Linked DNA regions of Homo sapiens: region 2 is linked to region 1. A link is a contact called in ENCODE Hi-C or POLR2A ChIA-PET data. All regions are on one chromosome and are shown on one strand. Each heading gives the region's core, a stretch centred on a gene start or an enhancer-like site at or near the end of the contact. The rest is flanking DNA. Distances are from core to core; before and after follow the strand shown.

Evidence for each region. Hi-C counts contacts between places; a loop is a spot of excess contacts on that map. ChIA-PET counts read pairs that join two places held with the same protein, here RNA polymerase II (POLR2A). Pooled maps may share reads with other maps.
Region 2: a map of posterior cingulate gyrus shows a loop between it and region 1 (7-fold over the local background). The contact joins two enhancer-like sites. A Hi-C loop is called at or near these places in 35 of 168 maps with a recorded cell type or tissue (CD4-positive, alpha-beta T cell, GM11168, GM12878 and 22 more), 12 of 37 single-sample maps with no recorded cell type and 5 of 50 pooled maps. POLR2A ChIA-PET finds 5 or more read pairs at or near these places in 14 of 52 experiments (A673, AG04450, BJ and 10 more).

What each region holds. Positions count from the first base shown.
Region 1 is chr1:39,098,765-39,105,305 of GRCh38, forward strand. It overlaps a transcript of MACF1 not described here. Among named protein-coding and RNA genes, the nearest start is that of NDUFS5, 76 kb to the left of the region's middle. RefSeq lists enhancers at 1-16, 3,938-3,987, 4,008-4,117, 4,231-4,786 and silencers at 6,261-6,350, 6,391-6,541. Within about 2 kb of position 3,952, at least 20 of the 41 ENCODE cell types and tissues checked have a DNase peak (open chromatin) inside an H3K27ac peak, as active enhancers do.
Region 2 is chr1:39,269,708-39,276,248 of GRCh38, forward strand. The region is part of intron 6 of MACF1 (microtubule actin crosslinking factor 1); the gene reads left to right. Among named protein-coding and RNA genes, the nearest start is that of MACF1, 68 kb to the left of the region's middle. Within about 2 kb of position 2,709, at least 6 of the 41 ENCODE cell types and tissues checked have a DNase peak (open chromatin) inside an H3K27ac peak, as active enhancers do.

The DNA of each region.
Region 1 (6,541 bases), core at 2,702-5,201:
TGTCTTCCTGGGTGGCTGGCACCCTCCAGGCCTCTTAAATTGAGATGTTGCACTTTCTGAACAGAAGAGGGCAGCATGAGAGCAGGCAAAGGCTTCTTACCCCAGAGCGGATTTGGGAACTTGAGGCAAAGCTTAGAAAAGGTTTCTAGGAGCTGGGCAGAAAGGGAGCTTTGGCTGGTGCCCAAGAGGCTGGTGGAGCTTCACTTCTGAGACTAGAACTAGGTAATTTTCTTCCAAGAGCTGGTCAAAGGATAATGCTTGGGGCTGCCCCTTCAGTGCCTGGCATCAGCTACTATTGGGGAATATAAAAGTTACAGCAGACAGCTACCCTTGCAAGGAGGAATGGAGAGAATATGTGCATGTGTGCACACACACACACTCACTACTAGCAAAGAATTTCTTTTTTTTGAGATGGAGTTTTGCTCTTGTTGCCCAGGTTGGAATGCAATGGCACGATCTAGGCTCACTGCAACCTCTGCCTCCTGGGTTCAAGCGATTCTCCTGCCTCAGCCTCCCAAGTAGCTGGGATTACAGGTGACCACCATCACGCCCGGCTAATTTTTTGTATTTTTAGTAGAGACGCGGTTTCACCATATTGGTCAGGCTGGCCTCGAACTCCTGACCTCAGGTGATCTGCCCGCCCTGGCCTCCCAAAGTGCTGGGATTACAGGCATGAGCCACCGCACCTGGCCTAAGAATTTCTTTATAAAGCATCAGTTAACACATAAAATAATGCAGCATGAACCAAAGGTGAAGAAAAGCTGGGAATAAACTTTCTAGAGGTTGAGGAAGGAGCACTAGCAGAAAGAGAAATAATTTTGTACTTCCCTCTTTCCTCCCTACACATGAAGTGCCCTCAGCCCTTGACCACTGAGTGGACATTGAGTTGGATTCTCAATTGTCTTGAATCAGATCTGGCTCCCTCCCCCAACCCCCATAACAGTTCAATGAGGCATCCATTCCTTCAGCAAATATTTATTGAACATCTACTATGTGCAAAGTATTGTGTTAGGCCCAGTGATGAAGAAAGATGAAATAGATGTCTTTGCCCTCAGGAACCTATGAAGTAGGAGGTTAAGGAGGCAGTGATACAGACATCCACAGTACATGTACCTGGAGTTCAAGACCAACATAGTGAGACCCTGTCTCTATAAAAAATTTTTTTAAAAAGCTGGGCACGGAGGTTCACACCTGTAATCTCAGCACTTTGGGAGGCTGAGGCAGGCCGACTACTTGAGCCCAAGAGTTCGAGACCAGCCTGGACAGTATGGTGAAATCCTGTCTCTACAAATAGCACAAAAATTATCTGGGCGTGGTGGCACCTGCCTGTAGTCCTAGCTGCTGGTGGGTTAATTGGTGGGCGCACTGAGGCAGGAGGATTGCTTGAGCCTAAGAGGCAGAGGTGTCAGTGAGCCAAGATTGTGCCACCGCACTCCAGCCTGGGTGATAGAGTAAGACGCTGCCTCTAAATAAATAAATAGAAAAAAAATTTCACGTCATTTGGGGTGAACTTTCAAGGTAGATTTCAGTAGGTGGAGTTGGGGGATGGGACATTCTAGGCAAAGCCTCAGAGTCTGATTATAGGGAAAGGAGGTACACACAAGGGTGTCATTGGAGATCAGCCTGAAAAGGAAGCTAGATGTCTAAATATGGAAGACTTGGAATTCCAGGCTTAGATAAGGGATGCTGTGAGACAAACATACTCTCTCCTTAAATACTCTAGCCTTCCAGCTAGTCAGTAGTCACAGACAGCCAAGTATTTTAGGATCATCTGGTTCACTCATTCATGCATTTAATCAAAAATTTAGGCCGGGTGCGGTGGCTCATGCCTGTAATCCCAGAACTTTGGGAGGCTGAGGTGGGCAGATTACCTGAGGTCAGGAGTTTGAGACTAGCCTGGCCAACAAGGTGAAACCCCATCTCTACGAAAAATACAAAAATTAGCCGGGGGTGGTGGCAGGCGCCTGTAATCCCAGCTACTCGAGAGGCTGAGGCAGGAGAATGGCTTGAACTCAGGAGGTGGAGGTTGCAGTGAGCCCAGACTGCGCCATTGCACTCTAGCCTGGGTGACAGAGTGAGACTCCGTTGCAAATAAATAAATAAATTAAATTAAATTAAATAAAGTAAACAAATATACAAATGCACGCGCGCGTGTGTGTGTGTGTGTATGTATATTTTTAGAGACCAAATTTTGCCATGTTACCCAGGCTGGTCTTGAACTCCTGGGCTCAAGCGATCCTCCTGCCTCGGCCTCCCAAATTGTTGGAATTACAGGTGTGAGCCACCATGCATAGCATTAAAGAAATAGTTGGCCAGGTGCGGTGGCTCACGCCTGTAATCCCAGCACTTTGGGAAGCCGAGGTGGATGGATTACCTGAGGTCAGGACTTCAAGACTAGCCTGGCCAACAAGGTGAAACCCCATCTCTACTAAAAATACAAAAATTAGCTGGGCATGGTGGCAGGCGCCTGTAATCCCAGCTACTTGAGAGGCTGAGGCAGGAGAATCACTTGAACCCAGGAGGTGGAGGTTGCAGTGAGCCGAGATCACACCATTGCACTCCAGCCTGGGTGACAGAGCCAGACTCTGTCTCAAAAAAAAAAAAAATATGTATATATATATATATGTGTGTGTATATGTATATTTTTAGAGACCGAATTTTGCCATGTTGCCCAGGCTGGTCGTGAACTCCTGGGCTCAAGCAATCCTCTGGCCTCGGCCTCCCAAAGTGTTGGGATTACAGGTGTGAGCCACTATGCATAGCATTAAAGAAATAGTTGGCTGGGTGCGGTGGCTCACTCCTGTAATCCCAGCACTTTGGGAGGCCAAGGTGGGTGGTTCACGAGGTCAGGAGATGGAGACCATCCTGGCTAACACAGTGAAACCCTTTCTCTACTAAAAATAAAAAAAATTAGCTGGGCATGGTGGCGGGCGCCTGTAGTCCCACCTACTCGGGAGGCTGAGGCAGGAGAATGGCGTGAACCCGGGAGGTGGAGGTTGCAGTGAGCCGAGATCACGCCACTGCACTCCAGCCTGGGTGGTGACAGAGCGAGACTCCATCTCAAAAAAGAAAGGAAAGAAAGAAAGGGAGGGAGGGAGGGAAAGAAAGAAAAGAGAGAGAGAAAGAAAGAGGCTGGGCGCGGTGGCTCGCGCCTGTAATCCCAGCACTTTGGAAGGCCGATGCGGGCGGATCACGAGGTCAGGAGATCGAGACCATCCTGGCTAACACAGTGAAACCCCGTCTCTACTAAAAATACAAAAAATTAGCCGGGCGAGGTGGCGGGCGCCTGTAGTCCCAGCTACTCGGGAGGCTGAGGCAGGAGAATGGCGTGAACCCCGGGGGGCGGAGCCTGCAGTAAGCCGAGATCGCGCCACTGCACTCCAGCCTGGGCGACAGCGAGACTCCGTCAAAAAAAAAGAAGAAAAAGAAAGAGAGAGAGAGAGAGAGAAAGAGAGAGAGAAAGAAAAGAAAAGAAAGACGAAATAGTTAATGAGTGCCCTATATGTGCCAGATCAGTTGCTAGGTGCTAAGGATCCTGTGGTGAATTAGACGACAAACAGTCTCAGCCCTCAGGGAGCTTACGATTTAGTAAGGATGAGAGACACTGTACCATAACTTCAAGTGTGATGAGTATTACCAAAGGGTAGAGGAGGACCTATTAATTGGAGGCGGGGGGGGGGTCAAGGAAGGCTTTCCCCTGGGGAGTTTCAGCAGAAGCATGGGTAGGAGTGAGCCAGGCCAAAGGAGAGTGATGAAGGGTTATAATCTGGGAGGAAAGTCGGTTGGATGGCCCTGAGGCGAGATAACACATTAGAGGCGCTGAAAGAAATAGAAAGTGGCAGGGCTTTAGGGATAGGGGTATTTGATGAGGCTTTAATTGGGAGGACACCAAGGATAAAGGGCATTAATTTCCTTGTATTACTCTTCTCTTCCACTAGATGCCCTTCCGAGTACATCCTTCTGCTTCCCCCATTGCAGCCTTCTTAGAAATGCAGCAGCAGTCTCACCCATCAGGAGCAAAAGAAAATCAAAGACCAAAAGGAGAAAGCCTCAGAGCTTTTGCGACTGTGTGGTCTGGCTATAAATTTAGACTGTTGCTTGAAAGAAGCGAAAAACCTCCCCTTCATAGACTTCCTTCTTCCCATCCCCCCTGGCAGCCGCTTTGTTCCTCTAGCCTTGTAAAATTTTCTCTGTATAAAACAGGAACATCAGCCAAACATGTGGACTTCCCCACTTTCCATTCATTAGAAGAATGCATTATTTCAAAATCTCCTGGGAGCATTTAAATGCAAATTTTGTCAAGAAAGCAATTTGAGTCTTAGAGAAGCTCTCTAGCCACAACCTAAAGCAGAAGTTTCTTCTTTGATTTGTGTGTTTCTTAAAAGGAATCTCAACCCCTTGCCTTCTCCCTGCAACGCCCCCAGGTCTTCTCTGATTCTCACAGCGGACTCTTCCCCTTTTTGCCCCTGTTCTTTCTTCACCTTTGGCAAGCATCAGTCACACATCTTGAGGAACCTGCTCACAAAGTGGCGCGTGTAGCAGCCCCAGGTGGGAATGGAGGGACTTTTCTATGTAGTGTAATGGACATAAGGAGGCAGATGTCTGTGTGGGGGTGAGATGTCTGTGTGGAGGTGTTTGTATGCGTGATTTCTGTCTGGGCCTTCTTAGGCCTGCTGGTATAAAATAATATGGGAAATGCAGATGACTCAGCACTGACACAGTCAAGATCCCCAGAGTTAGCATTTCTATATTCTCTGCTGTTTACGAAAAATGTGCTTGTGCCATCAATCAGCAACTCATCCTGCATTTTCCGCTAAAAGCCTTTTACTGAAAAATGCATATACTTCAAACTTATTCCCCTTCTTTTTGTAAACTGAGCTCATTAGCAGCTGACACCAAACTGAGAACTAGTTTTGTTTGTTTGTTTGTTTTAGCACGGAGGATTAAACTGGAAGGAAATGAGCATTTGTCTAAGGATCCTCCCTGTCCTCTTTCAGGCCCTTCCCTGCATGATCTTCATGCCCACAACTTGGGCAGGCCAGCAAAACTTGATGGGAAAAGATATGATTAATGACTTGCTCACCTGATTTCTGATCAGGGTGTGGTGTGGAAACAACCAGCATGCACCTATTAGCGAAAAGCGTCATTTGTTTTACTTGTTACCAATGTGCTGAGCATTGACCAAAATACTTGGCACTACTCACAAGGTACAAAGACACCTTCCCTAGCCTGGGGTTAAGAAGTTTCTCCTTCAAACTCTTGAGAATGGGAACTGGAATGGAAGCCCAAGTCCCAATTTTGGTTGCTCAGTGTTGCATGAATTCTTTTTTTACTTGCTAATGTGCCCTTATTGTGAGATCAGCCAGTGTAACTTCTTACCCACAACCACCTCTCCAGACCTCCTGAAAAATCAAGCTAACAGGGGAGGATAACTGCTAAATGGGGGGTGGCGGGCACAACGTGTCACCTACATTGACCAGAGTTCTTCATTCACTGCTCATGGCTCCAGCGCACTCCATGAATATTGGGATTGAATGATACACAACCGAATGTTGGATCAAATGATGTTGGGAGCTCTGTCCTCAAAATGGCCCCTAATAAATCCCTACCCATATTTTCCAGTTTCCTTTCTTTACTCTTTCCTTTCCCCTGATGACAAAGAATAATTGGCTTCCCCTTTTCTTCCCTGACCAGCTATGCTCCAGAGTCCTTTCTTTGTTCCCTAACAGTCCTGGTTCCGTCTCAGGTTCCCACATTTCTCCCTTTTGATCTCTGTCTCTCTGTTCAGATGGCTGTCACAGTTTAATAATTCTGGAGGGTCTATCCCCTACAGATTTATGTCTCCCTGTCTCTCCTCTTATTCACCCCATGGTGCATTCAGAATCCCGTTTTCGTGCCTCCCTGGGTTGTCATTTCTCAGGCTCTGGCTCCTTGGCCTGGTTTACTTCATGGTGCTGGATCTGCCCCGTCACTTCTTGTTCAGCTTCTTCTGTTTCTGGAAAACCCTTTGTTCCCGGGCTTCTTTGTGGGCTCAGTGTCCTCCGGCCCTACACTGCAGCCCTGTCTGGATCTTGCCCTTGTCCTCGTTCTGACCGCGTCTAGCCCTGGGATCTGAGGCATCGTGGTCTTTTGCCCTCTGCTTTCCCTTCAGTTTCTCCAGGTCCTTCTCCAGCAGCCGCACAGGCCCCGCTGGGTTTCTCTCCAGCCAGGGAGAAACCCTCCTTTGTCCCGCTCCCGGCGGCGTAGGTCAGCGCTGACTGGGGCTCCCGCTCGCCCTGTGGAGCCGGCCCGGGTCTCCCTGCCGTTCGGCCGGCCCAGCCTTTCATCCTGACGCGCGGGGCCTCCCACCCAGCGGGACTCCCGCGTGGGCCGGCCTCTCGCGCCCCTCGGCTCGGGCCCCAGTCCGGGCCGGGCGGGGGTCGGCAGCCCCTGGGGGACCCGTGTGGGCAGCCCGGGCCCAGCCGGCCGCAGCCTGGGGCCGAGGACTCGCCGGGACCCGGAGGCGGCGGGGAGAGGGGGCGGGGAACGGGCCGGGCCTGGC
Region 2 (6,541 bases), core at 1,459-3,958, 170 kb after region 1:
GGGTCTGGAAGAGGTAGGTGGGCATGTTCAAGAGATAATCAAACTGCTGTTTGGATTCTTGGCCCTCAAACATATTAAAGCTGAGTGTGGTGAGCAGTGAGGATGTTGGTGCCTCTCAAACTTACCCCCATGTGGGTTAGTATCTGCTGGAGCTCAGCAAGCAGAATCTATTTCAGGTCTGCCCCTTGATGCTTGAAACCAAGACTTGTCTCTGGGGAATCCCTGATTCTGAGTAGCCAAGTGGCGTAATTGCTCAAGCTATCTGGTGGGATGATCTCTCAAGGTGCAATGCTAGATAGTACTTACTCTCAGGCAGGTCTGTTTACCAGCTTCCCTGCTACGAGAAGTTGTAATGTAGCACAAGAGACGATGGGGAAGGGCCTAACTGAATCTCTGGAATGAATCTCTGGAATAAATGTGGAAGGGGTCAGGCAGCTGTTGTCAGTGTACTTGCTCTTCCTCACAGGAGAGTGATATTCTTACTAGAGCTGATGCAATCCCATCCCTGTTGGGAAATTTCTGACGGCAGCACTCATTCAGTATTTGTATAGGTGGAGAGGGCTCATCCTTCTTTGGTTCCTAATTCCAGGATTAGAGGAGAGGGACAGAGTTATCTGGGGATTAGTTGAGAGAGAGAGAGGGAGGTTAGGGCAATTTGAAGGTTTAAGGCTAGAAAAGTTTGTTTTGTGACTGGATGTATTTAGGGCTTTAACATGATTTTGTTTTGAGGAATATATTGAGGCATGGATGGTGCTGCTGGTGGTGGTGGTAATGGCAGTTTCTGTGAATGTTTTAAAGGTCAAGGAGCAAGTGAGAATTCAGAGATGTGAACACTGAGATAAGGACTCAGCAAGACCATGGGTAGCACAGCATCTGGCATGTAGGTGTGTGATTGTGTGGGTGATTGAAGTTATAATTCACCAATGGCTAAAGAACTTTTACTGGGATGTTGGCCTCTGCAGCAGAAGAAATAAAAACATTAGGACTTCAAAGTGCAAAATTTATAAAATGAGGTAGGGCACTTTCCTTGCCTAGATGGGGGCCACTGATACTGTACAGGGGCCCTGATGTTTGCAGAGCAGGGATATGGTCTACCTACTGGTGCCCTGCCTATCACTAGCAGCATAAGGCTGAGGATAGATACAAATTCTGAGCAATCTGTGCCTAGAATTTCCTCTTTGGGGATACATTTTCCCCACAGACAGCCCCATCTTAGTGCCCTCTGTTATTAGAGTTTGGAGACTCCCAACAGGTTGAAGAAAAAGTGGCCATTGAAAAAATATCTATTTTATGGATGGGCAAGAGGTTTCTTGGGCCTCATATAAACATGGATATGTGTGGTGGGGAGTGTGATAGTTGTGTTATGGTAGGAAGGAAGGCAGTGAAACTACTGGGATATGGGGCGCATGAATGTATTAAGCTATTCTTGCATTGCTATAAATAAATACCTGAGACTGGGTAATTTACAAAGTAAAGAGGTTTAATTGGTATACAGTTCTGCAGGCTGTACAGAAAGCATGATGCTGGCATCTGCTCAGCTTCTGAAGAGGCCTGAGGAAACTTACAATCTTGGTGGAAGGCAGAGGAGCAGTAGGCATGTCACTTGGCTACAGCAGGAACGAGAGGTTGTGGGTGGGATGTGCCACACACTTTTAAATGACCGAATCTCATGAAAACCCACCTACCCTCACGAGAACAGCACCAAGGGGATGGTGCTAAACCATTCATGAGAAATCCACTTTCATGATTCATGATCCAGTCGTCTCCCACCAGGTCCCACTTCCAGTATTAGGGATTACAATTCAACATGAGATTTGGTAGGGACACAGATTGAAACCATATCAACAAGTATTTGGGTTTCATCAGATAAAAAAGAATGTCAAAGTCAACTTTTATCTTGTAAAAGTTGGAACAGATAGAGTAGTTGGGGGTAAAACCAGCTGTGGAACTGATTGTTGTACAACTGGCATTAAAATTGAAATTGTGTAGTCATCATAACATTATAGGACACATGCTTGTAACTGAGTGTGAGATTTTCAGAAATTTGGCATATAAAGTTTTAGGAACTCCTAGTAAAATCAATCCTAGATAATAGACCATAGATAGCAATGGCACCTTTGTATGGGCTGGATCTCCACACTGGCAAGGGAATGTTCTGCATGAGTCTGTGAGGAGTCTTAAAGAAAAGATTGTTAGGAGAAACCTTTGGACCATGATCTGTAGTGTGACCATATTGGCAACAGTATGATTCCTTTGCTGTTCAGTATGATTCAAATTGGTGTGTGGCATTTTCTGGGTAGCCAACCTCTGCATCTATTCCTTCTACCTTTTCACTGCAGACACAGTCATACTACTTATGTATAGCCAAGGCTGAAAAACTAAGTGACCGAGTCTCAGCTCAGACACCTGGCATATTTCCAGGTTTTGTGTCCATCATGTGATACAGGGACCACAGACTCACCATCCTATATGACAGATAAGAAGTAACTTATCAAGATAAGTGTGACATTCCTTCAGAATGAAAGTCCTTAAGGCCAAGAGGCTGCAACTCTCACTGGTCCCTGAAGGAACTGTCTTCAGGGAGCTGCTCCCCTCCCTAACAGGCTGTTCACAGGCTTGAGGACAGTAGCAGCCAGAGAAACAGAGAGGGCAACGCATACTGAAACCGATAGGCAGGGCAAGAGCATCTCTGCTAAAGTGGGAAAGCTGGGAGGGCAAGGGTCAGAAGAGCAGCTGCTGCTGTTCACACACCAACTCCTGTCTAAACAGGAGACAGCTGGCAGTCCAATTGAGTTGTTTTTTGCTTGCTTTTTTGGTGGTGGTTTTGTTTTTAATATGTCAGAGTAGTAACTATCCTCAGAAAATAATTTGAGTTCCAGCCAGACTGTCTCCTCTGTTGATTAGTCCAGGGCTTGTTGATGAGAGTGAGACCAGGCTATGGATAGACATAAACTTCACCATGGGTTTTGTTGCTTTTTAGGATGGAGAGAAATGGGAACTGATTGTGCTTCTTGCTAGTGTAGGGTTTAGATAGTAGAATATACATGATCTGCTTTTCTATTCACCTAGTACAGTTAATACTTCTTTTGTCAAGAAATAGTTAACACAGAAGCAAGATGACAAGGGTCAGCTGACAAATATGTTTTCAGAATGACAAGTAGACTAGGATTTGGAGCTGGATGGGAACAGGCTAATAGCAATCGCTCTTTGATGTCAGACAAAGGCCTTCTTCTCTGGCCCATTTCTTCTCTCAGGACTCCCTATTCCCAGCTGCTTTCAATATCCATACTACTAATACCTGGCTTATTTCAACAAGGAACATTTTTGAAAATCCCTTCCTCCTCCCCATCTTGACTTCTGCTGCCAAGCTCCTGCCCACCTTGTTAGCGAATCCCATTTAATGAAGCATTTACCTCTATACCAATTTTTTTTTTTTTTTTTTTTTTTGACACGGAGTCTGGCTCTGTCACCGAGGCTGCAGTGCAGTGGTGCGATCTCGGCTCACTGCAGCCTCTGCCTCCCGGGTTCCAGCTATTCGCCTGCCTCAGCCTCCCGAGTAACTGGGATTACAGGCGCCCGCCCCCACCACGCCCAGCTATATACCAGTGTTCTTGCCACAACCCTTCGAGTCTCTACAATTTTAGGTGAATAGTCAGATAACACTGGGGCCTAGAAATGATAAGAAAGAGGTTGGTTGGTGTATTATCTTCTGGGCTCAGCCTTTTCAGTTTACAAGTATCCCTCTCCCAGTTTTCCTTTTTAATTATAGGGAGAGTTGTTTTACTAATACTGGCTTTGTACTGAAAGAAGAAAGCAAAATTAACCAGATGACACTATTGGGGGAATGCAGAAGGTAAAGTTATAGTTTAGAACTTTAAGAAAGGATTTTGTTTCTTTTTCTTTTTTTTTGAGACGGAGTCTTGCTCTGTCACCCAGGCTGGAATGCGGTGGCCCTACCTCAGCTCACTGAACCTCTGCCTCCCGGGTTCACGCCATTCTCCTGCCTCAGAGTAGCTGGGACTACAGGCGCCTGCCACCATGCCCGGCTAATTTTTTGTATTTTTAATAGAGACAGGGTTTCACCGTGTTAGCCAGGATGGTCTCGATCTCCTGACCTCGTAATCCGCCCGCCTCGGCTTCCCAAAGTGCTGGGATTACAGGCGTGAGCCACCGCGCCCAGCCTTGTTTCTTTTTAAAAAAATTTTACTTAATTAAAAATGTTACTAAAGAATCATTATTTTTTAGGTGTAACAATAGTGTTGTGGTTATGTTTTAAAAAAGGCCTTTTACAGATACATACTGAAATGTTTTTAGAGAAAAACAGGAGATTTACTTTATCATAATAGGGGAAGGGTGAAGTGGGTGGGATGTAGATGAAACAAGATTAGCTATGAGTTGATAATGGTTGAAACTGGGTAATAGGTACATAGGGACTTATTATACTATTCTGTCTCCTTTTGTATATATTTGAAAATTTCCATTTCAAATAGAAAATTAAGAAAAAAATTGTATAAAAATAAAATGAAATTAAAAAATAAAATTGTATAAAAATAAAATGGAAAGTTAGGCAAAATAAGTTGTATAAAAATAAAAATGTAATAATACTGGTAAAATTATGATATAATACATATACAGTTGGCTCTCTGCATTGTGGGTTCTGCGTCTGGGGATTCAACCCATAACGGATGGAAAATATTCTGAAGAAAAACATTGCATCTGTAATGAACATGTACAGACTTCATTATTCCCTAAACAAGATAACAACTATTTACTAACATTTACATTGTATTAGGAATTATAAGTAATCTAGAGATTATTTAAAGTAGCTGGGAGGATGTACACAGGTTGTATGTGAATACTACCTCATTTTGTATCTGGGACTTGAGCATTTGTGGATTTCAGTATCTGCGGATTTTGGTATCTGAGGGAGGTCCTAGAACCAATTCTCCATGGATGACTACTGAAAAGGGGTTACTATCCTATAGATAAAGTGATTAAGAGCATGGAGCCAGATTGGCTAGGTTTGAATCCCAATTCTGCAACTTACTAGCAGTATAACTTGGAACAGGTTACTAAACTTCTCTGTGCTACAATTTCCTTATTTGTAAATGGAAGATAAGAATAGCATATGCTTGGTAGGGTTGTTGTGAGAATAATATGAATTAATACAAGTAATCACAATAAATGCTAGTTAATATTATTACTTAAAAGAACAAGAAAATGAATAAGAAAAAGACAAACACCCTTGTAGAAAAATAGGGGAAAGCCCAGGAATAAGCAATTCACAAAAAAAGGAAATCCAAATGCCTCATATACATAAGAAGACTCCTTTTTACTAATAAGGATATACAGATCAAACAACAATAAGATACTTTTTTTTTTTTTTTTTGAGACAGAGTCTCGCTCTGTCGCCCAGGCTGGAGTGCAGTGGCGCGATCTCGGCTCGCTGCAAGTTCCATCTCCCAGGTTCACGCCATTCTCCCGCCTCAGCCTCCCGAGTAGCTGGGACTACAGGCGCCCGCCGCCATGCCCGGTTAATTTTGTTTTTGTATTTTTAGTAGAGACGGGGTTTCACTGTGTTAGCCAGGATGGTCTTGATCTCTTGACTTCGTGACCCGCCCGCCTCTGCCTCCCAAAGTGCTGGAATTACGGTGTGAGCCACTGCGCCTGTAATTTTTTTTAAAGAGATGAGGTCTCAGCTATGTTGCCCAGGCTAGAGAGCAGTGGCGATTCACAGGTACCATCATAGCGCACAGTAGCCATAAACTCCTGGACTCAAGCTTGTAGCTGGGACTGCAAGCACACCACCATGCCTAGCTAAGATACCATTTTATACCCATCAGATTGGCAGAAGGTAAAAATTCTGAAAATACCAAGTGTAGGCGAGGATGAAGAGTGATGGGAAAACCTCTTCATAGCACTTAAGTGGAAGTATAATTTGCTACTGTTCTTTAGAAAGTAGTTTGACAATATTTTGTAGAGTTGAAAAATGCCCATGTTCTATTACCTAGGGTTTCCATTCTAATTATATTCCCTAGTGAGACCTCCAGGACTCTGAATGTGAATACTGAAAGGAGCACTCCCTTTTACCTAACTCTAATATTGGTAATAAACACCTTCTTTATCTCTGTTCCTCACCAACATAGCTGCCATTAGATCCCTCTAGCTGGGCATTTGTAGAACCACTGCATTGTGCCTTCATCTGCTTCTTCTTCTTCTTTTTTTTTTTTTGAGAAAGAATCTTGCTCTGACACCTGGCTGGAGAGCAGTGGTGCAATCATAGCTCACTGCAACCTTGACATCTTGGGCTTAAACGATCCTCGTGCCTCAACTTGCCAAGTAGCTGGCACTACAGGGGAGTACCACCACACCCAGCTAATTTTTAAATTTTTTGTAGAGACAATTTCTCACAGTGTTTCCCAGGCTCGTCTTGAACTCCTGGGCTCAAGTGATCCTCTTGCCTATGCCTCCCAAAGTGGTGGGATTACAGGAGTGAGCCACTGCACCCAGCCCTCATTTGCTTCTTGAAAGTTTTCAAGGT